2 separate regions of the Homo sapiens genome follow, and region 2 is linked to region 1. The links are chromatin loops, found by intact Hi-C in ENCODE. Cell type or tissue: prostate gland. All regions are shown on one strand. Each heading gives the region's core, and the rest is flanking DNA. Links, peaks and the distances in the headings are about the cores only.

Region 1 (16,403 bases), core at 5,714-10,713:
CATGACGTCAAATGTGCAATACTTGCTAATGTCAGGATGAGAGTGTGTGTGTGTGCGTGTGTGTGTGTGTGTGTTGACTCTAGCCTCCAGACGGCAATGTGGAAGGGAACAGGGGGAGGAAATCAATGTTTGTTGACCACCTCCTGAATGCTTCTCTTAATCTTGCGTCCTTTTTACCTGATGAAGCAGTCATATCTTTCTTCTATGTTAAGCCAGGCTATGAAGCTAAAACCAGAATTGCTTTGACCTCTCATATTTCTAAATTTCACATATGTATAGTTTTTCCATCTCATTCCCTTTTTAATTCCTTGAGAACCCATCATATGTCCCTGGGAGCTGGGCAGAAAGATCATTAAATACTGTTCAGGGTGGCACACAAAATCTCTTCTTCCTTTCAACCTTCAACTAATATTCCACAAATGGGTGCAACCTGTCTTTCCCCTCAGACTGTGTTTCTTTCCCTATGTGGAACTCCTCCATCCAGTTCCATCCTGAGACAAAGGATAGCTATTACTGTTTACTCATTTGGAGTCTGAACCTCAGGGACAGTTGTCCACCTCTTCAAATATTGTGTCTTCTCTGAGGTTCATTGTGTCATCTTTGCTGCCCTTCTGGTGCATCCAGGTGTGGCCAAAATTTGCTATAGATATATTCTTCAGGCCCTTGATCTGGGAACTTTGCCACATACGGATTATGTAATACTGAGTCACATGCATTGTTTTCCAAATAAGAACATAAATATATCTTCTGAACAAGGAAACTTTTGAAAAAATTTTTCCGTTGTTCTTCCTTCTATCCATCTAATCCTCACTCTTTTCCTCCGTCCTTGTCTGTGTCTGCTTCTTACTCTTTCTCTTTCTCATATCTGGGTAATCTGCAGCCTTTACATGATAACTGCATCATTTAGAAGGAGGACACTCAGAGAGATGGATAGTAATATGTGTGTAACATACTTATGTGTTAGAGATTGAGAATTTGGCACTCCCGAAAGATTGCACATGGAATCAAATCAGTCATTAGGTGGTTGCCACAGTTGGCTGGGTTCAGGCTCTGTAAATCGATGGAAATAGGCTAAAGGAAGATGAGTGAGGCTAAGTACTAATTCCAGGCTTTCCTCTAGAGGGAGCTGATGATCAGGCTAGAGGAAACCAACATTGAGACTGGTCAGACTAGTGAGGAAGCTTTACATGTAGGCAGTATCACAAGACTGGATGGGGGTGAGCTATTAATCCTGAGCCTGTGAACTTAAAAGCCATCAGAAACTCTTACTATAATATCAGAGAAACAACTACTACCTACCTCATCTTAATAGTATATATTCCATGGTATAGAAAATGCTCTAGTGCTAACATTCTGATTTCAGCCCTGGAGACTAATTCAAATATTTTATGAAATTTCAACCATCTATTTATCTATCTGATTCCTATTAAAATTTAATATTTGCTGAGTTCATATTATGTGTCTAATGCTGTGTCAGATATTAGGGTGCAGAATTTAAATGTCATTGTTTCTAACTTCAAGGAACTTACATTCTAATGGTGAAAATAAATACAGAAGCAGCTGGTTCCAATCTGGTGCAAAAGTGGTGCTAATCTGAAGATTTATATAACAGATAAAGTATATAGGGGATTAGCATGAGGTATTGAAATACATATATTTTCAAACTACCTATAGCTATCTCAGGAAATTAGGGGACAAGCAGACAAGGCAAGAAAGAGGGGCATCATGAAAACCCTATAATCAGGGGTCCCCCCTCACCTGCAATCTAAACTCTGCCTGACATGCAAACCTCATCAAGCCACCATTGATTCTTAACTCCGACTGTTGGTTCCCAGAACATGCCATGTTATTTTACACATTCATTCCACTGTGTATGCTGTTTCCCCCACTTGACATGCTGTCTTCTTTCATTCTGCCCTCTTTTGTCCACCCGGGAAGGTTTAACTTCTTCAAGCATGAGTTTGAGTAATTCCTTTGTGAAAATGTTCCTATTTCTCTCTCTCATCCTTCCTTTATTCCTTATCACTATCCTTCATCCCACCATTTGCCTACCTCAATAATAAATAGCACCTGCACACTATTCAGTAGTTTTCTTCAAAAAGTATGACCCTTCACTGGCACTCTAGTTCCAGCCCTCCAGTGGCTTACTCTTTGGATATGATCTGAACACTTTGCCATAACCCATAAGAAATACACTGCATGGCCTCTGACCAGTCTCTGTCATTACCTTTTTATACTTTCTTGGTCACTCCTTTGGTCTAACAACACTCTCCTTTCTGTTTCCTCAAACACACCCAAATTTCTTTGCTCTTTAGAATGTGTTTCCCTAGGATTTTAGATTGCTTGTCTCCTCCTTTATTTGTCATTGGGTGTCAGCTCAGTTATCACCTATTTAGAGATGTCTTCTCATCCTGTCTGAAGTGGTAACTCCATCCACATTTGCCAACACATCACACTTTCTTATACTCCTCATGATACTTGTATATATCCAAAATTATCTTGTTCATTTATGTGTTTACTGTCTGTGTCTAACTCTTGATTAACAAGTAAACTCCATGATATAGGGGCTTTGACAGTCTTATTCACTGCTGTATTTTCAGGGTCTATAATCATGTCTGGTAAATAACAGGTGTTTAATAAATATTTCTTGAATTAATAAAACAAATTAATAGGCCTTTTTTTGGTTGGTGGGTTGGTTGGCTGGCTTTTTTTGGTTTGTTTTTGTTTTTTTGTTTGTTTTTGTTTGTTTGTTTGTTTGTTTTTTGAGACAGAGGTCTCACTCTGTCACCCAGGCTGGAGTGCAATGGCCCAATCTCGGCTCACTGCAACTTCCGCCTCCTGGCTTCTAGCAATTCTCCTTCCTCAGCCTCCTGAGTAGCTGGGATCACAGGCACACGCCACCACGCCAGGCTTATTTCTGTATTTTTAGTAGAGACGGGGTTTCACCATGTTGGCCAGGCTGGTCTCCAACTCCTGACCTCGTGATCCGCCGACCTTGCCCTCCCAAAGTGCTTGGATTTCAGGCTTGAGCCACTACGCCCATCCAAGAATGCATGCTTCTTAAGAGATGGGATCATCAGTTTTAATCTATGTATTCTACCATACTTGGTACAGTCCCTGATGACACATAGTAGATGCCCAATGAATATTTATGGAAAGAATGACGGGGGAGCCACAGCGTTTTTGCTGATAACTCCAGGGCTGGAGCTCAGGTGCTAATACTGCAGTTCTTTTTGGAATGTGAGCTAGTTGCTGAGCTAGGATAGTTTCAGAGTGATTGCTGCTCCAATTGGAGCACGATCACTGACCTGAGACTGCAACCATGTTGCCTCAGTTGACAAATTAGGCTTGCTTGCCCCAAGCACAAGAGCAGGCTTTGCAAACTCAAAGGATGGCCACCACACAGCCCTTTAATTTCCCACACTCATAGTTTCTATGGTGATTATGGTATTGACAGAAAACTGTAGAAGTCTCTAAAAGCCAAGCTGTAAATATTTTATATACATTATCTTGAGAAATAGTACTTGGAATTTTGAAGTGGACGACCTAAATCGATCATGGCAAAATTTAAATGGGTAGTGGCAAAATGCTTAAATATCTGCCTAAGGTCGTTCACTTAGTCTGGTGTCCTATAAAAGCAATTAGTTAATATTACCATTACCAGTTGGTATGTGCAGTTCTTCCTTTTAAAAAGTAAATTGATTCTACTATGTAATACATTTTAACCTTCTAAGGAGTTTGGCTGTGACTACATGGAAATTTTAAGATGCAATTGTTTGAGCAAAAAGTTATAATATTTGGTACATGTAGAAGTTTGAAAGAGGAAATATATTATTTATCATATTCAGGCCAGTCAATGTCCAAACCGAGTGTTCATGCTTCTTAGTAATATTAGGAAAAATTCCTGCCTTCATGTACGTATAAGTTACTCTGGCCAAAGTTCAGAGGAAAACAAAAATTATCCCGGGGCTCAGATTCCTTAAAAAACTTCAGCTACAAAGGTAAATTTTTTTGATAAAATTATTAACAATAAAAATACCTTCTCAAAATAGATTTTCTCCAAAAGATTCTCTATGTTTGGATTTGTTTTTTAACAGGAATCATATAATCTATGTGCCAAGTGGTGCTGAAGAGCCTTAATTTAATTGTATTGGCATGAGATGATTGAGTTCATTGGTGATGGAAGAAAGAGTGATTTAGCATCAGATTTCCTGACAGAGGAAGCTTCCCTGTTTAGTTTTCGTTTCTACAAAGAATGAGGGGAAAGTGTCTGGTAAGGAGGTCACATTCTTTCTAAAAGACAGCCAGGATCCAAAACCCTCACTTGAAAAGGAAGTAGTGAAAGTTATTTCAAATTAATCACACATTGGGATATATAAGGACCCTGGAGATATTTTGAAATACTTTATGAATCTGAATGAACCAATTTATATGGATTCTAATTTATCCAAAATATTGTTTTGAGTCATTTGAAGGTAAGAATACCAAATCTTCGCCCTCAAGAAATTTATAATCTGTTGATGCAGACAGGATATTTCCACATAAAGTGTAGTAACCTGCTCAATGAATGGGTTAGTCCTGAAAAGAGAAATCCAGAAAGAATGGCTGACATTCCTAGGTCTCATGCTGAGCAAAAATTCAAGAATCAGTCAATACAACTTGCCTTTCCTTGAACTTTTCATACATATTGCCAGTTGGAATAGAAATATTGGAAGTAAGGAACATGTATTTCAACTTTTTGAATAATTTGAAATATCTAATATTTCAATGTAAATATTTTTTAAGTTAATGTAACTGATTGTTTCCTACAAGAAAATGGAATACTATACAGCCACCCCAAAAAATGAGGGATTATGTCTTCTGCAGGAACGTGGATGGAGCTGGAGGCCACTATCCTTAGCAGGAACAGAAAACCAAATACTTCATGTTCTCACTTATAAGTCAGAGCAAAAAGATGAGAACACATGGATACACAAAGGAGAACTACAGACACTGGGGCCTACTGGAGGGTGAGAGGATGGAGAGGATCAGGAAAAAATGACTAAGGGGTACTAGCCTTAATACGTGGGTGATAAAATAATCTGTACAACAAACCCCCATAACACGAGTATACCTATATAAGAAACCAGCACATATTTCTTAAAATAAAAGTTAAAACTGAACTTAAAAGTTGAAAAAAGAAAATTTTATATTATGAAAATAATGATGTTTAAAAAAATATTCTAAAAAGCACCCCTGCCCCCAACTACCTATGTATTCCAATGGCTTCCAGTGCTTCTATGATAACACATCAGGAGAGTGTATCTCCCTCATTTGAACATAAGCTTCACAGAGAGTTGTCTTGTTCAAATAGAGTATTTGATGTATAGGTGATGAATTAGTGTTCATTAAGTTGAGAAACAAACCAATTTATCCTCAACTGCGAAGAACTTGGCTTATACTTTTTGGTAGCTCTAAACAGGTTGGCTTCTTGCTGATTTTTTGAACATGCCAATTTCTTTCCTGCCTCAGGCTTTTACAAACAGCTTCTCTTTTCTAGAAAAACTCTCCTTGTTCTCCTTCACTAGGCTTGTCTTCCAGCACCACTATAACCTCAGAGTGGACTTCTCTGATCACTCTATCTGAAGTAGGTCCTCCCTGCTGCTAGCTTAGCTCCTTGTTTTTTTTTTTTTTTCCCCCATCACAGCAACTAATGTTTTACTATTATTTATGTCCCCTGCCCCACTGTATTGTAATCCTCATAATGACAGGCATATTTCTTATTGTCCATGATTGCAACTCTAGTGACTAGCACAGTGTGAGGTAGAGACAAGTCAATAACAAACAAAATAAATAATGCTCATGTGTAGGACAGACTTATCAGTAACATTTACTCTCATGCTGGAGTATCTATATAAATATGGTAGCTGGAAATTTATACATAATATTCTGTGCACAGACTATAGCTCTATGTCCTATATTTTATACTGATTTAGCAACATGAGACACCTTGGTAGAAAACCACTTGGATGTAGTGTATGGTTTATGAGGGAACAGAGAAGAGATCATAGTTCTTTAGGACAGCAGATACCATTTGGGAAGCTGAAGCACATGGGAAGCTCTGGAAAAACGCCAATGCCGATGACTTCTCATAGCTTAATATTTTGTTTTTTTGGTCATTTGAATTCTTTGCAAATTACCTTTCTCTTAACTATTTATTGATATGAGAATGTTAATATCTCTTAAATTAGATTAATTCCTCTGAAAATTCTACTTGCCAGATATTAGTTTTTCTATGTATGCAAGATTGTTGTATAAAAAAAAATTGTGTTCCATTAGACTCTCTGGGTTTATCTATATGAAGGAAACACCAAAGGAGCATCACTGCCCAAGAGAGTTGAGTGGCTTTGTTTCCAGTGGTCATATCAGGGATATCATCCTGTTATACTGAGGATGCTGATACTAATGATGATTGTATAATAAAATGTAGATAATGACATAACCGGCATTTCTCCAAATGGCACCAGCTTGGGTACACCAGGCTTATGATAACAGCAACAAACCTTCTGATTCAATGCCCTTTTGCAGTATCTCTGCAGCCTCAGCCTAAGCCTCTTCATGGTGGTCCTCAGGGTATCACTGGGAATTCTCATTTGCTCTTGATTGTCCATGACAACCCCCTGCTTCAACCACTGAGTGGAAGCCATCCTTTCCCCTGCCAACCCAAGCAGTGGTTACTTGTGGTCATCTGTCTTGACATCACCCACCTCAGAATTTGCAATGTGAGCCCTTTCTTCTCCAGAATCCCCTGTGCCTGTGTGCCATCGTGGGAACTGCCCTACCAACTCTGACATGTTAGAGAAATGCAGCCCTGAATTGTGCTCCCAGGTTCTTAAGATGAATGTAGTCATTTTAGGTTTCCAATTTCATCCTTAGAGCCCTGACACAGATTTCCTTTGAGGCTGGTCTGAAATAGATCTTTGTCATTTGAAATATAGGTCATGGGTCATTAGTGTACATATTGTCTGATTATTAGATACTATATTATTTCTATACTACTTATTAGAAATGCAAACTCTCAGGCTCTGCCCCAGACCTACTGAATCAGAATTTGTATTTTCATGAGATTCTCAGGTGATGTGTAGCACACTGAAGTCTGAGGAGCACTGAGAAAGGATTAGATCAACTTTCCCTAGTTTACCTCTAATGATTGCCACCTAATTGCTTGCTCATCACCACTCTCTTGCCTCAATGGTTGGGGGTAATTGAGTTTCTTAGTGTCTTATAGGTCTTAGTTCTCTGGACTGCTGTAAGGCCTCCTGTGGTGTCTGCTTCATAGGCTTTCCAGCTGCACAAAAACCTGCTTGAATATGCAGTAGATCTTTCACAAACCCTTGCATTGGAGCCCTGTTGACATAAACTATATTAGAAAAGAGAAATCATAGTAACACCACTAATAGTACATGTCTTAAATCTCCATTATGCTTTTCTCTGTTCAAAGGACTTTAGTTTGCAGTAGTCATTTTTCCCTAAACAACCCAGTGAAGGGGGTGTAATTGGTATTGTTATACCTCTTTTGCAGATGAAGGAGTGAGGCTTATGGAGATGAATCTAGTTCCCAGACAACATCATTGGCACACCTTTGAATCCAGTTCTCATTTCACTCTACAAACCAAATGAAGTAAAAATGAACATAGACAAGTGAGAATGCAATTATGACAAACCATGGCCACTGTTTTGAAGATATTTTAAGTCATCAGGAGAGGTTTAATGCATTCTTTATAGACCCAAGAACATGTCTTCATGTTTAGCCTTTTATTAAATAGAAAAAATTAACTCAGGAAAATATTTCAAATGAGATATGCTGCCAGAAAACAGCCGAAAGCAATATTGCCAACATTTTGACAGGCTTACTTGGGTGAAAGCAGTCACTATATACTTTTATTATCTTTGAAAATGTTAAAGGAATGCCAACTTTGTGTTTGCATCTCTTCAATTTATAAACCCTAATGAATTTTTGTTCAAATGATATAGGTTTGGAATGAAATGTTTTATACCAGCTTTGGAATAAATCCTCAGGTACATTTCTAAGATTGCTGTACTCTTTGGTGATGAGGCAAACTGTTGATCAGAAAGCAAGGCGTTATTTTACATTTTTACCTGGAAAAAAACACGAGATAAATTGTTTTTATTTTAAAAATTTTACACTGGTTTGCACTTTCTCAAGGAGAAATTGATTTGGCACCTTTAGAAATGATTAAGCATTTTCTTTTTCATTTTCTGCAGAACACTTTGGTTGCTTTTGGTCTGAAATGTAATAAACCTTTTTCCATCTGTAGGAAGGGGTGCCTGGTTGCCCAGGGGCACCCAGAGATTCTCTCAGCTATGAAAAAATAGGAGCCAAAGTTAAGCTGAGCACTGGCACAGCCATCAGATGTTTCCTACTGAGCTCTCTCTCGGCTCTGGATACTCCAGTGTAACTATCTACAGTGATTTTATTCTCAGGCCAGGTCTAACTGCCTGCATCACCAATAAATCTGCATTCTTTTTTACATTTCCGGTTGCTTCAGCTTTTATTTGGGTCCTTTCCCCTGGCTCCCTCAGTAGCATTCCTATTTTGGTCCTCAGACTTTCCAAAGTCAGCGAAACTTATCTTTTTATTTATTTATTTTGTTAACCACTCATTTACTTTCCCATCTCTTCTTACGTCTCCCTTTTCTGCTCCTCTTTCTCCTCTGCCTCCTCCCCCTATTTTCTTCTTTATAGTAATCCTTTAACTCTCCTTTCAATTTTTTCTGTGATCAACTTTTCTATTTAAATGAAAACCAGTATGTTCTTATGAAGTCATAGAGGTTGTCATGATATTAAGAATCTGAGACAACTGGGCATGGTGGCTCATGCCTAAAATTCCACAACTTTGGGAGACCTAGGTAGGAGAATCGCTTGAGCCCAAGAGTTCCAGACTAGCTTGGGCAACATATAAATCCTTGGCTGATAGATGCAATGAAAGGTAGAGTGAGACCTTGGCTCTACAGGAAAAAAAAAAAAATGCTGGGTGTGGTGGCGCACCTGTGGTCCCAGTTACTTGTGAGGCTGAGTTGGGAGGATCACTTAAGCTCAAGAGGTTGAAGCTGCAGTGAGCACTGTGATCACACCACAGCACTGCAGCCTGGGTGGCAGAGTGAGACCCTGTCTCAAAAAAAAAAAAAAAAAAAGGAACCTAAAACAATCACTGTAGAAATTTATCAGTTATATCAGAAACATGGCCTAGTTATTTCGATGACATCCCAAGCCTGAATACTATCTGTCTGAAACCTGTGTATTTAACCTGCAGCAGCCTGTGTGTTTAACTTCTGGATCAGCATAGCATCCAATGATAGAGCGGTACAGTTGTCTCAGGTGTGTTTGTAGTAAAATTCTGTACCTTTTCATCTTGTTGCTACACTTGCTTGACATTTTTTTTTTAGCTGAAGTTGTGCATTTACCTAAATTTTATAACTTTTTTGTATCTTTTGACTTTGTTCTTATCATGTTGGCTTGGTTAATAAATATTGTTTCTGTGACTTTTGGTACTTTGACACTTACCCTTTGGTTCTCTATGTACATAACGCAAATAAGTCTTACCCCTTGTGACCCAACCCTAGGGTTGCTTGATGGGGTGGGTTTCCATGTGTCCTTTCAATCCCAACCTTCAAAAACTGCTTAGTTGACAGATCCAAGGCTTCAACTTCTGTTTAACAATTAAATAGAGCCAATAATCCATGTTATAAATCCTTGACTGATGGATGCAATGAAAGGTGGAGTTGCCCCAGGTATAATAAATCTGACTTTCTTACAAATTCACCTCTTTCTCATCTTTAAATATTTATTTAAATTTATTGAAATTTATATACATGAAGAAGGTAACAAGCAGCTATAGCTTACTTTCTGCAATAAGTGTATTCCTGAAAGTGTTTTGTATAATTAGAAGGCATGTACATGAATTCCTATTAAAACCTCTTACAGGATCTTACACTTAAACCTCAGAATAAAAGTTTTACAAAGTAATAAATGAAAGGTCATTGTGTTCTGTATCAGTTAGGGTAAGTTGATTTATGCTACAGTAATGAATAACTCCCTAGTTGTAACAAAAGTGTACTTATACCTCATACTATATGCCCAGAGTGGGTTGGTAGGGAAGCTCCAGAAAGTTGATGGAAGCTCCATCTTTACACATGCTTCTCGGATCACCTCAACAGGGAGAAGGGAGAACTCAGGAATATTCTGCACCATTAAGAATTAGAATTAAGCGTTAATTAGAAATTAAGTACTTAATTAAGAATTAGAATTCAGTAATTAAGGAGCATCTTACACCATTAAGAATTAAGTGTTCTGGAAATGATGGTCCAATGGTCAGAACTACTATTCCCCGACACAACAAAGAAAGGGCTAAGAAGTTCAGTTTTTTTACATGGGTAGAAGGAAAAAAGAACAGATATTAGTGAGTAGCACCAATGCTGATTACAATGTGCCCTTGTGGCTACCAACTATTTGTTCCTCTCTGCTTTCTCTAGGTAAGACACACTCCCTCTCCTGTTTCCTCGAAGGAGACAATCTCAAACACCTTCCAATCATAGCATCAAGCACACAGTCCAGGATCCTTGGTAAGCTAATATCTAGGGATGATGTGAAATATTTGCATCAGATCCAGCTATGGCCCCTGATGACCCAGAGACCTGTAACTAAAAAAGGCAAGTTACTAACCTCCCTACCCACCCATCTACCTAGCCAATATGCAGTGGCGAAATCAGGCCAAGATCATCTCAGTAAATACTCTTGTTTAGAAAGTGTACAAATTGAAGGTGTACTACAATCACTGCAATGGGTCATTGCAACTCTCAGGTCTTACTGGGCAAATGCTTCAAGGACTCTTCTCCTGAGATGGCCCTGGAGTAGAAGGGTCTCCTTAGCTCCTAGAATCTATGGTCCTTGTCTCTGTCCTCTGGGAGAGTCTTCCTTTCCATGATCCTCTTTGACTACATTTGAAGTGGGTGTCAGGGAATATACCTCCCTTAGGGAACAGGCAGCCTCCTTAGCCTACATCCTATCCAATGATGGTTGAAGCCTCAGTGTTATTTTAAGTCCTGAACTGTCACATTCTCTTTTAGTTCAAGCTGATTCTTTTGGCAATATAATTCTCTCAAAAACTTCCCTGAATTTTTCTCTTTGATTTCAGTCAGCTTCATGTACCAAAACTCGTGACAGTTTCTTTTTAGATATAACAGTCATATTTGCTAAGCGTCTTTCCTTCCTCACTCCCATGCTTCTGTCCCTTTCCCTTACTCTCTTGATTGCATTGTGGGTATCTTGTGCCTATCAGGTGTCCAGAACCACACTTCTAATGTCTTTTCCCAAAACAATTTTGCCCAGTTTAAAAGATATTCTAGGTATCACTCTGTGGCAGGCAGAATAACAGTCCCCGCAAAATGTCTACCATCTAATCCCCAGACCTGCGAATATGTTATATTATGTGGTCAAGAAGAATTAAGGTTGCAGATGGAATTGCTGACCTTAAAATAGGGAGGGTATCCTGAATTATCCAGGTGGGCTCAACGTAACCACAAGGGTTCTTAAAAGCAGAAGCAGGAGATAGAAAGAGAATCAGCGTCAGGGGGATACAATAGGAGAATGATTCAACCAGTTACGTCTGGCTTTGAAGGTGGAAAGGGGCCACTAGCCAGTGAATATTGGGCAGCCTGTAGGACTCGAAAAGGCAAGAAAATGGATTCTCCCTTACAGCCTCCAGAAAAGAACACATCTCTGTCAACATCTTGATTTTAGCCCAGAGAGGCCCATTTAAGACTTATGCCCATCAGAGCTATGAGTAAATTTGCATTGTCTTACGCCAACAGGTTTTTAGTAATTTCTTACAATAGCTATAGGAAACTGATAATCCTTAATTTAATATTAGCTGCAAGGCTGAATTTTAATCAGACTTTACTACTCAAAAATATTTCTCTGTATTTTACTGTTTAAGTATAAGAAGTAGTCATTTCTTCTAAAAATTTACCAGTCCCTGAATTTGTGAACTTTCTATTTTCTGTTTAATCTAGTTTGCAAGCCAGCTAGTTCTTTCTTCATCTTATCTCTACTACAGTACCTTGTCAGATAGAGCCAGTAGCCAATACATGTTAGTAACATTTTTTTCCAACTTACTCCACCAGTTCTCCCAATTTGTTAGGTATTTGATATTCACTCCAAGTTATTGCATATGACAATCTTTCCAAACAGTCTGCCACTGTACAACATGCATCAACATTCTTCCAGCTCCATGGACAATTTTCTCACCACGGCTTTTAATGAATGCCACATTTTTGTTATGGTAGAAGCCCACTTCTGTGTACTAATTTCTATTAGTTAGGAGCCCTTATTCAGTCTACTCAAGATGGATGAATACAAATAATCCTCAAATCTTGCTGGCTTAAAGAAGAAAGGTTTGTTCCTTACTCACATTGTGTCTGTCATGGGGAGGCTTCTCTGCCTTCTCCTACCTGCAGAACCTAAGCTAGTAGAGTAGCTGCAGTCTGGAACATTGTCGGTCTTTATGGCTGAGAGAAAGAGATGTATGGCTAGTCATATACTGCTCTTAATCCTCACTCATAAGTTACACACATATGTCCACTTATGCAAACAAGTTGTATGACCCATCAAATTCCAAGGGAATGGAGAAGTGCGATCGTAAGATATGCCTGTAAAGAGAATAGAAGATATTTGGTGTACAGCAATCAATACTACCACACCTTTTGCAATTTGTGTAAATTGAGGTTTATTACAGTAGGCCACAAATATATTCAGAAATTGCTGCTGTAATATGAGAAGAGACTTTACAGAAATATTTTTTAATATTTGCAATGTCACATGTAGTCATAGTCGGCTGCTTACTCTGAGTTCATATTTTAAAAGCCCATTTTCAAGCCTATTTTAGAATGTAAGGAATACTTTCAGATAAACATAATACTCAATTCTACACCTAAGTAAGTATATATCCGGAAAGAAATCTAAAATGCCAGCAAAGATTTATGTTTAAAAATGGGTAACACAATGTTATTCATAATGAAAAACTGGTAATATCCCATATACACCTAAAATAGAGTAAAATATATTCATTCACCATAACGTTATGTGGCCATTATGTAAACACTAAATGCCAGAAATGGCTCTCAACTTGACAGTGATTTAAGAGGTGCAATAGAATACTGCATACACTTTGAACTTTCACTTTTATAAAAATGTGCAAAAAAGAATGACTAAAAGAAAAGATATAAATACTAATAATAGTGGCTATGTACAAGTGATGAAATTATAATTGGTTATAATGTTTTATACATTTTTTATTTTCCAAATTTTCTACATTGAGAATATTTTACTTTTATGTCCCAAACAGTAAACATAGTAAAGAAGAAGAATACAAGTCCTATACGGACTTACAGTGCCTTATATGAAGTCATGTCAATAAAACTATTAAAAGGGAAATAGAAAAATTTTTTAAATCATATTTGGCAGGTAAACTTCTAATGATGTCCCTCTAAGTGTCCCATCACTTGGCTATTTGATTAAATATTAATTTAGGTATTGTTGTGACAGGACTTTGAAGATGGAATTAAGGTTTCTGATCAGCTGACCTGAAATAGGGAATATATTCAGGATTTTTCAGGTGGGCTGAATGTAATCATGTGATCCCTGGAAACAGAAGAGGAAAGTAGAAGAGTCCAACAGAGAGATATGGCAGAATGAGAAAAAAAGCAGAAGAGGTCAGAGATACTCAAAGCTTGAGAAGGACCTAAACCACTGTTGATGGCTTTGAAGATGGAGGAAGGGGAACATAAGTCAAGGAATGCAGGTAGATTTTGGAAGTGAGAAGGACCGCTTACTGACAGCTAGCAAAGAAACTGGGACCTCACTTTTTTTTTTTTTTTTTTTTTTTTTTTTTTTTTGAGACGGAGTCTCGCTCTGTCGCCCAGGCTGGAGTGCCGTGGCGCGATCTCGGCTCACTGCAAGCTCCGCCTTCCGGGTTCACGCCATTCTCCTGCCTCAGTCTCCCGAGTAGCTGGGACTAGAGACGCTCGCAACCACGCCCGGCTAATTTTTTTTTAATATTTTTAGTAGAGACGGGGTTTCACCGTGTTAGCCAGGATGGTCTCGATATCCTGACCTTGTGATCCGCCGACCTCGGCCTCCCAAAGTGCTGGGATTACAGGCGTGAGCCACAGCGCCCGGCCACTGGGACCTCACTTCTACAAAAGCATGGAATTGAATGCTGCAAACAACCTGAATGAACTTGGAAGCAGGTTATTCCCTAAAGCCTCCAGTAAGGAACACAGTTCTGCAGACACCTCAATTTTAGCCCATTGAGACTTGTGTTTGACTTTTGACACATGGAAACTGCAAGGGAATAAATTTATGTCGTATTTAGCTGCTAAATAGGTGGTAACTTGTTATAGCTGCAATGGAAAATGAACACTCTATGAAATGGAGGTGAATAAAAATATACTGATTCAAAGGGCTAATACAATTTCTGTGGTTGAGGATTAAATATGACTTTGACTTTCTTGACATTCAAGGCAAAAAGGGAAACAGTGGATGATGCTTTTATTTACCAAATGAGAGCTCAAAAACCTGCCCATGAAAATTGCTTTAATGAGGGCCTGCAACAACCTTCTTGTGGACCTCTTTGCTTCCAGTTATAGACCTGAGATTCGCCTCCTTCCATTGCCTTAACAGCCACAATGCTCCAGCTACATACTTGCAGTGTCCTCACATCAACACCCTTTTTACACTCTTAGCATTTACAGATGCTCTTTCTTGCCCCCTAAAATGGGGTTTTCTTCTTGTTCACCTAAACAAAAGTTTATACTGAGGTCGGGAGTTCGAGACCAGCCTGACCAACAGGGAGAAACCCCGTCACTATTAAAAATACAAAATTAGCCAGGCATGGTGGCGCATGCCTGTAATCCCAGCTACTCGGGAGGCTGAGGCAGTAGAATCGCTTGAACCTGGGAGGCAGAGGTTGTGTTGAGCTGAGATCGTGCCATTGCACTCCAGCCTGGGCAACAAGAGTGAAACTCCATCTCAAAACACACAAACAAACAAAAAAACAAAACAAAAAAAACCAAGAAAAGTTTATATACCGTGACTTGGTTAAAGGTTTCTCTTTGGTGAAGCTTTCCTTATTGCCTCTCCCATTCAACAAGGAGTAACAAGGAGAGTAAGTCCTTGTCACTCTTTTCTCTGTCCTCCTATGATGCTTTGTTCTTTGTTTCATTGTAGTACTTAGGTATTGCAACAAAATCGCTGGCTTACAGGTCAGTCACTTCCACTAGATGGTGAACTTGCTAAAAGCAGGTTCTGTATTGCATTCTAATCTGGAACCTTAGAACATAGCACTGTGCTTGGCACACAGTAAATCCTCAGGACACATTTGTAGAACAAATGCCTGTGTTAGAGACTCAATCACTGTTGAGTACATGATTATAGGCAGAATAAAGTAATGGAAAATGTCAGATCTCAGTTTGAATTATGCCCAAAGTGACAAAATACTTTCTGACTTTGTGACTTTCATAGATATATTTTTAATGTTATCATGATTAATAAAATGAAAATGAATGTATAAACATTAAATTAAGAAATTAGAAAAAATAAGCCTACATAACAATTATAAAAATAAAAGAAGAAATTAATATGTGAAGGAATACAAAACCGTAGAACTTATTAATGGTTTAAAAATCTGGTCCTTTGGGAGAAAACTCATCTATTAAATAGCCTGATGGACAAATCACATTTTCAATGAAAAACGAATTTGGCAAAACACAAATATTCCTCACAAAACTAGGACCAAAGATGCATATAAAAATGTACTTATCAACCCTTTTTAGAGATGGTATGAGTTATCAAAATGATATTAGAAGAAGTTGCAAATCCAACTTGGTAAAAACCATGAAGAAATGGGAGAACAATATTTTATGAACAAACATTACAATTTTTAAGGATCCTATAATTTCCATGTCTTTGAACTATCATAAAAGATAGAACAGTTTTGCTATTTGGTTTTTCTTTTTGTCAACAATGATGCAACTTGATAAAGGTGTTCTCTTTTGATGCAAAGATATTGAGCTATACATAATTTCACTTATAAACACAAAACAAAATACGTAACTAAAACCCTAGCAAATCATATACAGCTATGCATTAAAAATAATATAATCAAATGGGATTTATTAAGAGTATAGTTAAAACAGAGTTGTGCTTGTATAAGAACAATGACCCCTAATGATGATGCAGAAACAAATCCAAAAATATACAAAAATTTGGTATACGATAAAGGAGATAAAGGAAATCAGCGAGGGGGATTGGTATAGAAGTTATTCAAGGAATAATGCATACTATTG
Region 2 (16,403 bases), core at 4,326-9,325, 1.0 Mb after region 1:
TGCTCTGAAAACTCAATAACATTTAAGCTTTTAATTGTTAAAGGAAAACTTGTTGACAGAAATTGTTGAGAAAAATTAAGGAAGGTCTAAATAAGTGGGACAGCATCCCGTATTCACAGACCAGAGACTTAACAATGGTAAAATGTTAATACACCTCAAACTAATCTATAGACTCAGTGAAATTCCTATAAAAATACCAGCTGATGTTTTAATTGAGAAACTGATTCTAAAATTTTTATGGAATTGCAAGAGGACCAGAAGAGCCTAAACAATCCTTCAAAAATGAAGCAGAAAAATGAAGGAAGATTCACACTTCCAAAGTTCGAAAATAACAAAACAGCAATCAGACAGTGTGTTACTGCTATAAAGAGACATATGTAGATCAGTGGAAGAGAATCGAGCGTCCAGAAGTAAACTCAAATGCCTAATGAGAAACTGATATTTGACAAAGGTGTCAAAACCATTCAAAGAAGGAAGAATAGTTTTTTTCAGCCAATTGTGCTAAAACAAATAGCTACAAGCAAAACAATATGCATAAAAATTAACTCATTTCTGGCATGAAGAAGATATAAAGTTGACTCATTATTGATAGCAGTTTAGTATAGCTGATTACAGTTCCTAAATGTTTATATCTCCAATAAAATGGTTATGATCTTTCCAAATATATGAGTTTACAAACAATAAAAGATATTGATTTAATAAGGTATAATGCCTAACGCAGAGTCTCCAATGAATGGAAACATGGGGTTCTTTTAAACAAATCAGGTTCCTAGTTACCAGGAGCTTAGTATTTGGTACGTAATTAGGGTAGTAATAAAGTATTGTTGATGCAAAATATGAAAAGATAAATAGAAAATTACCTTTATAAATCTAAAACTGCAAAGTGAGCACTAAGGTCCTTATTTTTTCCTTTTATGTCTCGATAATTTTTATCTTGGAATAAAATACAATTTGAATGCAGTGATAGGGAGTTTGTCAAGCATGGTGGCAAGGTCATCTCTCACACAATAGATTCTGGAGTCAGACTTCCTATGTGTCAATCATACTTCCATTATTCTACTAGCTGAAGAGTAAGACAAGATTTTTCATCAGAAAATGGGTATGAACATAATAATTCCCCCTTTATTAAGTTATTGATAGGATACAATTACTGGTACATATTAAATACTCAATAAATAATAGTAATTGATATTTTCTTTTTCTTTAAGGTTCACCAGAGAAAAATACTGGCCTGTATCATTACATAAGTCTGATCAAAATTAGCATTTTGTTATGACTAATTTCAGTTAATGAATACAAGGAACAACCATCTGTTTTCTCTAAAATTTTAGCTCATTTTGTGACTTATATGTTATGCTGAAGGTGAGAGGAGATCTACAGTACAATTTTTCTTCAGCAATAAAAATTATTTTTATAGAAGTCATTCAAATAATGTAATTTGAACAGTGACTGTAACTAAGATACCATGCAAGTGCTATTGCAAGCACTTTTAGCAACAATTTTAAAGCTGCAGATGCAAAATTTTAATGACCAGTGTTTAAAATAATATTAACGAGTAAACTCCAACAAAAATATTTGCAATAATAAACAGAAAAATGTGAATTGGAAGGATAAATTATATACTGCAATAAATTGAGCCCAAAGAAACAGATTGTTCCATAAACTATAAGTGAAAGCATTCTGGCCGGTGATGTTCCAAGCTGTTATTCCAAAAAGATAACTCCTAATGCCATTGAATAAACATCGTTAGTCTTTAAGTTCTGCCATTTGTCATATGATGATTATAATTCTCAAGCACTATTTTTCCTGTCATTATCTTCCCCATTATATTCATCTTCATCATTATCATTGTTATGATTGCCATTTTCTCCATTAGCCAAGTATTTTAAATATTCAAAATTTCTCCATATCCAAAATATATTTTGTTCAGAGTTGCATAAATATAATCCAAGTCATTCATTGACAGAGCGAAATGTCTAAAAATATTTGGACCAAATCTCCAGCATAACTAAATCCTCAAATCAAGACCCCAGTAACTCACATAGTGAGCTTGAAAATCAGAAATCAAAATGTCAGACAGCTTCATTTGGCAATCATACACCTATGAACAATATTCCTGGTCTTGTGCTTCCAGGTCAAAGACAGGACTATATTTTCCCTCCTCCTGCTTTAAAATGTTTTAAAATGGCTTTAATTTGCTTGTGTCAATGAAATGTGACTGAAAATGATGCCTACTACATCCAGGCAGAAGGATTTAAAAACCAACTCATCATATTTTTTCCTCACAACCACAGAGGTCAGTAATACTCCACTCAAAACCAGACAGTAGCTGATTCATTAAAGTAGTCACTGTTAAATCAAAAGGAATGTGACCAAAATTAGCTACAATGCGGCCAAATATATCTTCCATTTTAACAAACATAAAAGACTTTAATTCACCTAAGAGTAGAAAACAATTTTCAGATTGAACTAAAATATGAACCAAGTCTATATTGTATACAAAGATACTACTAAAACAAGTTGATGTAGAAAGTAGATGGGATGCGGTGACTCACACCTGTAGTCCCAGCAATTTGGGAGGCCAAGGTAGGGGGATTGCTTGAGGCTAGGAGTTCGGGACCAGTCTGGGCAACATAACAAGATCCCATCTCTTAAAAAAAAAAAAAAATAGCAGGGCATGGCGGTGCTTGCCTGTAAGTCCTTGCTACTCAGGAGGCTAAGGCAGGAAGAGCTTGTGAGCCCAGGAGTTCAAGGCTGCAGTGAGCCATAATTGCACCACTGTACTCCAGCCTGGGTGACAGAGCAAGACTCTGCCTCTAAAAAACAGAGAGGAAATAATAGTGAAAGGCATACCATACAAATATGCACACAAAAAAATGAAAGGTAAAGGAATTGTGATACTACTATCAAATGAATCAGCAGAGGTGAAATAATTCAGGCCAAAGTGTTAAAAGTTAAAAAAAAAAATTCAAAAAGGGCACTTTTGAAAATAATTTTAAATGGTACAAATCACAATGAATATATTACAGTCATTAAAATCGAGACATCTCATAATATAGCAACAATTTTTTTTTTTTTTTGAGACAGAGTTTCACTCTTGTTGCCCAGGCTGGAGTGCAATGGCAAGATCTCAGCTCACTGTAACCTCTGCCTCCAGGTTCAAGCAATTCTCCTGCCTAAGCCTCCAGAGTAGCTGGGATAACAGGCATGCACCACCATACCCAGCTAATTTTGTATTTTTAGTAGAGACGGGGTTTCTCCATGTTGGTCAGGCTGGTCTCGAACTCCCAACCTCAGGTGATCCACCCGCCTTGGCCTCCCAAAGTGCTGGGATTACAGGCGTGAGCTACCATCCCTGGCCCCAACAATTTAAAAGTACAAAATAATCCAGGAAATATGTGGAAAGCTAGAAATGTATTAGCAAGGGATAAGAATAAAATAAACATCTATTTGCTTATATTTGCAGGAAAAAACTAAGTATACAAAAGAAACTAATATAAAGGACTAAAAAGGAAGCACATCTTTTATTGTATGTATTTTTATGTTTTTTGATTTTTTTCAAGCAAGTTCATGTTAACAGGTAAAAAATAAAGCAGTTGGTTAGTTATATAATTCATCGAGCTAAAATGGTTGTCATTACCATAGAGGCTTTACGTTCCAAGCACTTTTCTTATATATTTATCTTTGTCTGACTCTCTGATTGCAATTTTCACAGAACAATACAACTCTTTTCATGGAAAGAAAAGGTCATAATTTTCCCTTTTCGTTTCCAGATTTTGGAAAGCAACATCTCCATCCAAAAGCCCATGAGTTATCAATGCTATCAATCCCATATGTCCTTTGAGGTGTGAGGTCTCAGCCAGGAAGATGAGTCTTACGCGCCTCTATATTTGTAGACATGACAGACAAAGTATTTCAAACAAGTCCATGATGTGGTTTTATGTTTTTGACATCAGCCCACCAGGTTTGCCTGTCCTGCCTAATGTGTGCGAAAATGTTTTATCCAATTCTGACATTTCTCGAAGTGATTTCATCAGTAGTGCCTCTGGAGGACCAAATGAAAGCCTCTAGTTTAACTAGAACTAGAGGCAATGACAGTAGCAAGCCTCGGGCAATTCCTGCTCTTGGAATGTTAAAGGTCAGTGTTAAAATTTATAACATATTGTTATCTAACATTAACACTTCCACTGATATATTCTCAAAAAAATGCCACTTTGATGGGCCTAAATCAAAGTTTGTTTCATGATCTGGGCTCTTAAAAGTGTTCCTTCATCGCAAGCAGAGTAGTCAGTCAAGCCATTGGAATATTTATGCAGACATATCCACAGGTGTGAATTAGTTGGTTCTATGGTTCTGAGCACAGGTGACATGCCAGATTTGGAAGAACAGATTGCTTTAGCTGTGACTCTAATTATAACTTATTTGGTAGTCTTTATCCTACTTACTCGCACATAGTATTTTATAAACAGATGTGTCATGTAAAGGGGGTATGATCACATATACCATTAGTGCCACTCAGGTACAATGTATTTTTTTTAATTAGAAACAAACAAGTGGCAGAGCGTACACAATCTCTTAAAGTCTCATCTGTTCCACAGAGGAGACTATGCTTAGGCTGGGCATAGCTACATTGCATATAACACAGAAGAGCAACAGGAAAGAATTCCACCTCCGTAACCTTCCACATAGAGGGAAAGGAGCAAAGTAGTACTGCAGGGAAAAGCTAGGCCACCAAAAACCAGTAGTGGCTTCCTGGTGAGGGAAGTGGCTCTGTTAGAAATAGCTGGGGTGGGGCAGGGAGCCTCAGTCTCTGGTATCAGCCTGTTCTTCTATTGAATTAACTCAGACCTACTGAGCTGGTTTCTTGCTAAACTACCAAAAAGTAAGAAGAAATGCACCTCTATGGCCATCCACTGCCATTTCCTCTCCTTGAAATGCCTGGAGCACATTTACCTCATTGGATACAACACAACATCGTGCAGGCAACATTTGCAAAGTGTAGACATCGAGGTTAAGGCTGAGCTTTTCAGTGGTATCTACTTCTCTCATTCCCACAGCTCTCCCCTTCAGATACAAATACCTTCTGCTCCTCCCCCTACCAAGCCCTACTTTCAGAAAGGGCTTTATAACTGCTCAGCACAATGCCTCAGACATAACAGGTATATAATAATGGCTTCCTATTTAATATGATGAAGGCCATGACCGCTTATTCAAAGCTCAAAAGATAATTATTTCAATGCTCTTCTCAATCACCTTTCAGTTAATATGATCTCTTGAGTTTGAGAAGTTTGAGAAAATCGCATCCAACCTGGAGACCATTAAAAAAGAGGTTGGTGTGGCAAACACCAACTGGGTTACCTGGATGGGTAATATTTACACATTTGCTTGTAAATTAAATAAAAATGTATACTATCCCTTTTGCTTTTACTTATGTTGGGAAATAGTAATTTTATGTAAATTACTGGCTTACTGTGCTCTGGGAATTGATTTCCTATAAATGCAAATACTATTGTAGTCTTTACCTAATTCGATTTTGCAAGAAATGGGAAGGGGGGGAACTTACCTATTTAAAGGGCTAGGGTGCCTTCCTTTTAGTTAAAGCAACTCTTGGTAACAACAAAAATGTATTTTGTTTCTAGACAGTAATTTGGCGTTTTATTACAGCTTGCCAATGTGATACAACAGTTGGGCATGCTGGCTCTGCCTTAGCACATTTATTGCATTATACAGCAAGAAAACAGAATTTCCTCTGCAGGCAAACAGTGGTATCTGTGTTTTCTTCACCAAGATATTTAATTTGGACATGTTTTAAAATAAAATCTAAATGTAATTTTACAATTTAGTGGGCAAGTATTTTTATATAATATTTATATATTATACATAAGATACCTTCTGTTCTTCCCCCAATTAAGCCCCATTTATATAGTACATGTAAATATATTTATACATAACATTTAAATGTATTATATTTGCCCACCAAATTATAAATTACATTTATATATGTTTTATATACCCAAATATGCACACACACAGATATATATATATACACATACACAGATGCATATATATTTGAATATACATGTACATACATTCACTTATATAAATGTGTGTGTATATGGTATGTTCAAATATATAATACACATATATTTAAAAGAAAGAAAATATGGAAGAATGTAAACTAGATGTAAACTGGTTTTATGCTTTGAGTGATCTAGGCCTAAGTCTAAGTTTTACATCACACACTGGTTAGGACAGCTTGGGAGAATTACTTAACCTTTCTCAGATTGTTTACTCATTTATAAAATTGGGATAAGTATTCTCCTCAAGATATTTGAAAGGATTAATAAAATTTAATGAAATGTCTAATATAAAGTGTTCAGCACAAGTAAGGATCCATCCTCCTGGAGCACCAATCAATAAGGAAGGCCAACGTGTCACTGGAATAAATTGGAAGTTTGATACAAGTTAAATCCAGCTGCCTAAAAACGTTCCTTGTGTAATTGGACATCTGCGGTATTTCAATTCGCACAGAAGTAGACAGCGCCCTCAAGTGGAAATTTTAAAAATCACTCCTCATAGAGCTGACCCATTCTGAGCAAGGTGTAAATGGCATAGTACAACCATGAACACATACCCAGGATGAAAACACAGGTAGCTGACGTTACCTAAGGTCTGCAGCCACCTCCATCCGAAAACCTGAAGCACAAAGTTGTGTGGTGTAGCGCAATTTTCCAATGACAAATGAGTTGTTTTATCATCTCAATTGTAAATATTTTTAAAATCACAGATTTCATTTACAGAATTGTAATGCTGCTCATTGTTGAAGAAATTGACATAGATGTATTATTACTGACTACTTAATCTACCTCCTTTCCAGTCAACAATCCTCAGGGCTAGGTGTTATTATTATTCTAATTGTCAGATGAGGAGATTGGGGCATTGAAAAAATCAACTTTGTTAATCAAGATCAAACAAAAAGTAGCAAAATCAAGAGTTAAATCTTACATCCTTGCTTTTGGCTCCAGTGTCACCCAATGCATCTTGCAGTTCAGAAAATCAGAAAATGGAGAAAGAACAAAACCCCAGAGAAATGGGAAATGCTTTGCTAACAGAAAAGGGAGACAAAAGAAAGTTCAAAGACAGTCTAAACAAAATCTTAAGCTCCCACAAATTTGTCCGTGTGAGTTGTCTTTTTCCTCAGGGTGAAAGCGACAAAAACGAACGCTGTTGTAATTACTTTATCGAATAAATCTCTTATTTGGAACATCAATATTTAATTTTTATTAATAGAAAACAAGATTCTAACTGGCAAATTAAAAAAATACTAAGTTTATATTTTTAAAACATCAGATTTAAGGAACTCCATTTTGACTGTGATGTCAAATTTGTTTACAGCCTGGCCAACTGGACGTGTTTACTAAATGTTAATTTATTGCCACCTGCTTTTGTCCTCAAAGGTCATTTCTGTATTTCTCTATAGCCCAGAATATTGTTTTATGCATGCTGCATATTAGATTAAAAAATCAGTTAATATTAATGGATGAATTAAGAACCCTCTCTGGCTACTCAGTTCCTAAATTCCTGGGAATATTTTTAATACTAAAGGCTCTCTTTTGCTATGGGAGGCAAAAATTGAGAAGAAATATTTCTTGCTTGTTTGGAGCCATTACTCAACAAAGAATGGGAGTGGAATAAGTACTGAAGTAATTCTTTAATGTCAGCCATGACACTGCAAACCTTGGTCTTCCGAATTAAAATTAGTGCAGTCTAATGCTGACCCTAATCATTCTCATGTATCTGAGCCTGAGACAGTATTTTTGTATTAAGTAAATTAAGTGATTAACTCTGTTATTTTGAAAAAATTTTAAAGCTCAGAGTTTCTTAATTTTTTTTTTTTTTTTTTTTTTTTTTTTTTTGAGATGGAGTCTTATTTTGTCGCCAGGCTGGAGTGCAGTGGTGCGATCTTAGCTCACCTCAATCTCCACCTCCCGGGTTCAAGCGATTCTGTTGTCTCAGCCTCCTGAGTAGCTGGGACTACAGGCGCCCGCCACCACACCCAGCTAATTTTTTGTATTTTTAGTAGAGACGGGGTTTCACCGTGTTAGCCAGGATGGTATCGATCTCTTGAACTCGGCCTCCCAAAGTGGTGGGATTTCAGGCATGAGCCACCATGTGCGACCCTTGAAATTTTTAAAGAAATGAAACCTTACAGATTATATTCATACACCTGTTACACTCACCAGTTCCATTTCCTTCCTTTTCTAGAGGTAACTGATATGGTTATTATAGCCAGTCCATATGTTTGTACTTTTATTATATATCTACCCATAAAAAATATATTCTAAGTTCTGTATTTTAGCTTAATTTTCATGAATAGAATTGTAGTATACACAATTATTTCATGAGATGTTCTTTCTAATCAGCAGTTTTCTCTTCAGATTTATCCGTATTGATACATAAAGATCCAACTAGTTCATTAAAACTGTTGGTTATTTGGCCAATTTTATTGATTAATAGTGTTTACATATCCTGAATAGATATTTTTGTATGTTATATATGTAGTTTCTAATGTCTTCGGTTATTTTGTATTTTATTGTTAAAATTTTTAATTTTACTATAGTTCTGTTTTGGTAAAAAAAAATATTTTCATCCCCCTTAGATATAAAGATAGTCACATTGTCTTCTAATAATCGGAAAGTTCTGTTTTTAACATACAGGCCTTTATTCTATCTGGGATTTACTTTTGTGAATAGCATGATGATGTACCAGATATGTACCTTTATCCTTCCAGATCAACTCTTCTTCCCCATCCACTCTGTATCCCAGAAGGTTGACCTGTACAGACAAATCAAAATATCTTGTCACCTCCAGCTTCCATTTGGGATTAATCAGTGAGGAATCCAAGCAAATTGGGAGAAGGGAGAAGGTGAGGACATGACTCTATAGAATAAGTAGAACATAACTGAAGAAAACCAATTGAAATGTTTATCAACACATCTCAACAGACTCTCAGCAGCACCAGGCAATTTCCATCATCAGTTCACTCTTTTAATCTCCAAGATAACTATTACACGCCTTCTTTCTCCTCTTCTCATTTTTAGTTTGTGCTTTCACCTCCAATTTTACTGAAAAAAATATAAGCACTTAAAGGAGAAATGGTTCATATTTCATCATAAACCTACCAACCTTCTGCTTCTGTGCCTATACTCTTCGTTCCCCCTTATTACAATGGTTGTCTCTGCTCTTCTCTAAAGCCATCTCCTCTACTCGTCCCCAAAATCCCATTTCCTGTTACCACTAGAAGACTATACACCTGCCATTATTACTTCTCTGCATCATTGTCTCTACTGCATTATTCCTATAAACACACAAACATGCCATACTATTGTCCTTAGAAGAAAAACAAATGAAACTTCCTAGAATCCATGTATCTCTTCAGCTGCCATCCTAGTTCCCTGTTACCCTTTAAAAAAAGATTTTCAAACACATTAACTAAACTTTTGGTTTATTCTTCAACTCCCATTCTCTCCTTCAGTCCAATCAGGTTTTAGCCACCGTTACCCTACCAAATCTTTTCTTGTTAGGGGCACTTGACAATAAGATCGTCAGATTCAATGATCCATCTCAGTTCTCATCATATTAAACCTTTATTAGCAACAGACACAATTCATTATCCCCATTCCCTTTTTTTAATTTGGTTTCTAAGACAGTGTTTCCCCTATTTCAATAACCACTTCTTTTCGATATTCTTGGCTGGCCCCTCTTCTTCCTCACCTTTAAATGTTGGATGCTGAAGAACATCATTCTCCTGACTCTATCTATACTTTCTCCTTAATAAATCCTACACAAACCCATTGCTTTAAATATAATAACTTCCTAATTTATCTCTCGTTTTCCTACTAGTCCTCCGACTTCTAGCTTCATATATGTAACAGCTATGTGATACCTAAAGTTTGGATATCTAACAGATACCTTAAACTTAAAATGTAAAAAAAGAAAAAGTCAGCAAATAGAAAAATCACTTGCATTTTTGTTTGTTTTTTTTTTGGTTGGTTGGTTGGTTAGTTTTGTTTTTGACAGGGTTTTTGCTCTGTCACCCAGGCTGGAGTGCAGTGGTATGATCAGAGCTCACTCCTACCACCTCCCAGGTTTAACTGATTCTCCCACCTCAGCCCCACAAGTTGCCAGGACTACAGGTGTGGGCCACCAAGCCCAGCTAACTTTTGTATTTTCAGTAGAGATGGAGTCTCACCTTGTTGCCCAGGCTGGACTCAAATTCCTGGCCTTAAGTGATCTGCTGATCTTGGTCTCCCAAAGTCCTGGGATTACAGGCGCACACAATCTTTTAGGAGAAAAAAATGCAAGCATCACTCTTGGCACTTCTATTTCCATCATACCTCACACACAGTTCATCAATAATTTAAGCATTAATCCAACGACTTTTTATCACCTCCAGTCCTGGTCACAGCTCCAGTCCTGGTCAAAGCCACCATCAGTCCTCAGCTAGACTATTGAATAGCATAATTGTTCTCCCTGCTTCCTCTCTTGCACTGCAGAGCAGTTATTTCCTACAAAGTAATCAGACAAATCCCTGTGAAATGTAAACCCAGCCTTGACTTCCCTGCTCAGACTGTCCAGTGGCTTCTGAGACATCACACTAATTTAAATATTTCAGTTGATCACTGCTGCCACCAACACCATACTGATCTCTCTCCAACCTCTTTTATCACATTGTGTTTTAACCACACTGTTCATGCATACTGCAAGTAAAATTAGGCTTGTTCCTGTTTCCATCCTGTGTGCTTGTGGTTCTCCTTAGCCCCATACCTCTACATACCTGCCTTGCCATTTACTCCGTTGTGTTCAAATGCCATTGTATTAGTCTGTTCTCACACTGCTATAAAGATACTACCTGAGGCTGGGTAATTTAGAAACAAAAGAGATTGAATTAACTCACAGTTCTGCATGGCAGGGAGGCCTCAAGAAACTTAGAATCCTGGCAGAAGGTGAAGGGGAAGCAAGGCACGTCTTGCATGGCAACAGGAGAGAGAGAGAGGGAAAACTGCTACTTTTGAAACCATCAGATCTGGTGAGAACTCCCTCACTATCAAGAAAATAGCATGGGGGAAACAGTACCCATGATCCAATCACCCGCCACCAGTTCCCTCTCCTGACATGTGGGAATTACAATTCAAGATGACATTTGAGTGGGCACACAAAACCAAACCATATGAGCCATGTTCTCTGAAAAGGCTTTTTCTGACCACCCAAACTGAAATAGCCATTGCTGTCACTCTCCCAGCCACCAGCATTCTCTATTCTTTTATCTTGCTTTACTTTTCTTCATAACACTTAGCACTACCTGATATAGTTTATATTTACTTGTCTGTTTATTATCGGATCACACTAACTAGAACATCAATTTCACAAGGGCATGGATCCTGACAGTCTTCTCACTGTTGTATCCCCCAGTGCACAGAAGAATGCCTGGGATATAGAAGGTGTCAATAAATTCCTCACTGTATAAATGAATGAATCTTATCCTATAGTTCCATATATACTTGGGTAAGTTTCTATGACATTCTACTAACTTGATTATCTATACCTGATTGTCTATTACCACACTGTTAGTATAACTTTATAATTAGCCTAAACTATGACTATAATTACTGAATACTTACTATGTGCCATCTGATAAAAAAAATCTAATTGGATATCTAATAGGGAAATCTGATGTCTGATAGTAAAATTTTTTCTTTTCTTTTCCAGAACTGTTTTGTATCTGAGGTGGTTTTTTTTTTTTTGGCTTTTTATTTTATTTTCATATTGAGGCATCATACTCAACAAAAGTTCCTGAAATTTTTATTGGAATTGCATTGGATTTATAGGTTAATAAAACATATGTACATAAATGGGCCAGGTACTGCTCTAAATATCTTACATGTATTCATTCTTTTGGTCACCTGAGTGATCAAATGAAGGAGTATAAAATTATTAGCATTATACCCATTTAACTGATTTAATAGATGAAAGCCCAAAGAAGTTAAATAACTTACCTAAGGTTATTTGGCAAGTAAGGTGTGGAGGTGGAATTTGAACTCAAGTATTCTGGCTCTTCAGCTTTTATATCTAACAAAATGTCTCCCAAATTATTTTAGGAAGAATAGACAACTTTACTAATTGAGCATTGTACTTCTATTGAGCATTCTCCATAAATATTTATGTTCTTCCATAAGTATTTATTAAAGTTTTATTTTATGTTCTCTAGAAACATTTCATAATTTTTTTCAAGTTTTCATACGTATTTAGTTAACTTTGATCCTAGGCATTTTACAGTTTTTGTTGCTGTTATGAATGTTAATTTTTTTATTCTACTATGTTTTTCTAACTAGCTATTGTTTTTATATACATAGAAAATATATATATAAAATCAATAACTTCTCTCTGTATATATTATATATTTTTCTATATATATAAATCAAGAACTTTTCTATATATATTTATATATTTTTTCTATATATATTTTTATATATTCTATATTTATACATATTTTCTATATATTTATATATATTTTATATATATTTATATATATTTATATATTTTCTATATATATTTATATATATTTTTTATATATATATATATAGAGAGAGAGAGAGAGAGAAAAGTTACTGATTTTGTTTGTGTGTTGGGCTTATAACCAGCCATCTTGTTGAATTCTTTCCTTAGTTCTAGTTTCTCTTTGATTTTTTTATCATAGCAATTGAAAATATTGAGTTAATTTTCAACAATTATTCAATTTTTGTATTATACTGCATTGGCTAACACTTCTGGTACAATGCTCAATAGAAGCAGTATGAGTGACTCTTCTTGTCATATTTCTGACTTTAAGATCTCTCTAAAGAGTTGCCATTAAGTATGATGTTTGCTGCATTAAATTAAGGAAGTTCCCATTAAAGGCAGAAGCTGTTGGTTCTTTAATGAATAGGCATTTCCTTACAATTTTATTTGAGGTGGCAATGTGCTCAAATAAAACATACAATTTCTTAGAGCTACAGCAGGTGATGTGACACTACTCTTGTCATTGAGACATGAGCAAAGTTCTGCTGGAGATTTGTAGGATAGTTTTTCTTTCCTGATATAGGCACCACCAAGCCATGCTCTAGAGCCAATCCATGCTTGCCAAGATAACCTATGGTGTACATTTCTTCCCAAACCCCATTCAGTGACATCAGTTTGATAGCTTAAAATTAGTCATGGTTCAAGTATTTACACCATGGGATTAGGCAATTGCTACAATCAGATATGTTCACCACCACCTAGTAGCCTGACGTTATTGTTAAATATTTATCAGTAGATGACTGGTGTCACATCTTTCTCCTTGCTGAGTCTTTCTTCCTTTTACAAGAACACAAATGTGATGGCTGAAACTATGATAGACCTATTGTGAGCAAGAGAGAACAAGAGAATCACAACATGCTAACTTCTGATATCCTTGAACCACTGATTAAATGTCTCCTGAGTAATGAAATAAGTATAAAATTTACCAGCTTTACCTACTTTAGTGTGAGACAGGTCATACAGAGCATAAATTTGGGATAGAGGCTATCCAAGTGTGAAGTTCAACTCCCAGCTCCTCTACTTTACTTGCAACATGAACTTAGATTCCTTGACCCTCTGTTCCTCAGTCTGTCCTCTGTAACATGAGGGAAACCACACACACGCATGCACACACACACACACGTACACACACACATACACACACACAAAAGACAGGCATATGGCAACCATTCAACAACTTAAAACTCATAGTTTAGTAAGAATTAGTTAAAATGTCTCTTTCTTATCACTGGATCTATTCATAGTTTTCATCCCTAGTTATCTAAAAGGTTTCTTAAAAATTAGCTTTGAAATTTATTAAATATTTTCTTTATCTATAAATAAGATTTTTCTTAATTTGTTAATGTAAAAAATTACACCAATAAGATATCTGTATTTGAGGAATATATGGTTAATGTGTATTATTTTTAGATACACAAGTGACTTTGATTTCTTAATTTCCTTCATTTAAGATTTCTGCATAAATAAATTTTCCTTTTCAGCACTTGTCATGTTTTGTTATCAAGATATACCTCTAATGTGAAGTTTAATAAGCATTCTCTCTTGTTTTATATTCTAAAAGATTTTTCATAAAATAGAGATTAGCTGTTCCTTGCATGTTTGGTAAACCTTGCCAGAAACACTGTGGCACTGACAGTCCCATGGAAGCACAGGCCTGCATTTTTTAAACTACATATTCCACTTATTTAATGGTGGCTTCTCAACTTTGCCAATTTTTAAATAATTCCTAAAAATGTTTATAATTGACATAAGTTTTCAAAAAATTTAGTATTCATACTATTGTTATGATTTATTTCATCTCTACTGAATCTCTTGTTCTACCTCCCATATCACTTATAATATTATGTATTTATGCCTTCTCTCCTTCTTTCTTGGTGAGCCTTTCTATAGAGATTTTTCTATTTATTAATCTTTTCATAGAACAAGTTTTTGCTTTTTTTGACCTGCACCTTTGTTATTTAATTTCTACTTTATTAATCTCTACTTCTCCCTGTATAATTCCCTTCTCCTTTCTCAGATCCATTACCTACTCTTACCTAGCTTCTTGAGTTAAATTATTTGATTATTTGTAAACTTTTGAAAGGTAATACATTTAAAGCTGAAAATTTCCTTTTCTCAGTCTCTTAAGCTGCATCACACTGTGTAGTAGTTAATTTGTAACTATCACTCACCTCTAAGTATTTTTCACAATACTCCATTGAAATTTTACTTTCTACTCCTAAGTTACTAACAGTACTTTCGTTTTACTTTCTTAGCGTGTAAAAGGAGGCGGTTAGAGGAAAGAAAAGTTGTTATGGTTTTTCTTCAATTAAAAACATTTTAATATAATCCTATTGTGACCAGAAAGATGGCTGGCCAGTATAATAATTGTTCTTTGAAAATTTTCAGGCTGCCTGAATGGCACAAAAATGAACAAATTTACAGTCTTTCTCATCTCAGTAAGTAAGAACACCATTCAGTCCAGTTGTTTAGAGCAAAACTGTAGAAGAATCTTTGGTACCTTTCTTTTTTTTACACCCGAATCCCTAAGCAAATCTTACGGTTTCTACATTCAAAATGTATCTACCATCTTATTACTACTTACCACACCTCCAACTCTTTTTTTATTTTTACAATCATCTTCTAAGCCACTGTCGTCTCTTATCTGGTTTACACAACAACCTCCAAATGTATGTTTTTGCTCCCTTCTTTGCTCCTTTGTTCTCCACCACACAGTGAGAATGATCTTTTAAAATGACGTTTTCCTATGTCAAAAATCTCGACTTTGTATGTTGTCTTGAATGAAATTCATGCATATTCTGTGGATTATGTCAATTTCCTAGTTGTGACATTGCACTAAAATTATTCAAGATGTTACTCTTGGAGAAAAGTGGGTAAAAGGTATATGGGATGTTTCTGTACTGTTTCTTACAATGACAAGTAATTTTAAAATTATCTTAAAATAAATTTTTAAAGCTAGTGAAATCAACAGTAGGTCAGCCTAAAGACATTAGGCATTTACTATTATTGATTCCCTGTATTTAATATGTGCCCATGCTTTGATTCGGAGTAAGAAAAAATACTGCTTCATAAAGCTATACAATTGAAAAACTATGAAATTTATAATATTTTATATGCTTGATTTTGTTCTGTCAACTTGGCTAAGACTGGAAACTAAATTTCCCGGAATTTCCTTCCCTATATGTTTCAAAGTTTGAGTTGGCCCAAAGAGGAACTCTACAAGATTTACAAAGCAGAAAGGAAGCAGAAGTCATTACAGTGAGAAAGATTCAGCGGTACCCAGCAGGTCTTAACTTGTCCTTTCTCTCTTCCACTAGAAAATTAGCGTATATTCCTAATTGCTGATCTTGTCGACCAAGAGCAGCCCAATTCCCACCAGCAGGTGTTTGGCTGAGGACTCACGGATGTAGTAGCTACATAGAGAAAACTGCTTTCTATAGACACCTCCATAGTGCCCTTTCCATTAAGCCACTCTGGCAAGATCATGTGCACTGGGTTTTGGAGATTAAAAGTCGGAGTGGATTTATTACATGTTAACTGCTTATGCACCTCTAAATTATATTCCCTAGGAGACCCTCGAAGATGGTACCCCCTTGGTAAAGAAAGCACCATCATCATCAAAGTCCTCTGTTGTGGCTTTTCCCTGTATGCCAGGGATATCTGTGAGACTTGTGGCCAGGAAAATACCCTCCCTGAATTCACAAGGGATGATGTGACCCAGGAGTTGTGAAATCCAAGAAGTGGCACTTATATTACAGATACAAGATGGACATGAATTCTATGTT

The links. Hi-C counts contacts between places; a loop is a spot of excess contacts. Peaks named below come from ENCODE experiments on the same cell type or tissue, not always from the same donor. Only the 100,000 strongest peaks of a DNase experiment are listed, where the experiment ranks them.
Region 2: a loop joins it to region 1, with 4 times the contacts of the local background. A loop is called at or near these places in 7 of 110 quality-filtered maps.

The regions. Positions count from the first base shown.
Region 1 is chr9:23,477,044-23,493,446 of GRCh38, reverse strand. It overlaps LOC105369298 (a long non-coding RNA gene), which reads left to right and starts at 8,913. Exons shown (of 3, transcript XR_929517.2): 1 at 8,913-8,989; 2 at 9,314-9,378; 3 at 10,533-10,707. In prostate gland, for the core only: no CTCF peak of the experiment used is centred there; no DNase peak of the experiment used is centred there.
Region 2 is chr9:22,460,281-22,476,683 of GRCh38, reverse strand. No RefSeq gene overlaps it. Among named protein-coding and RNA genes, the nearest start is that of DMRTA1, 22 kb to the right of the region's middle. In prostate gland, for the core only: a CTCF peak has its summit at 6,555 (motif pointing left); a DNase peak (open chromatin) is centred at 6,543.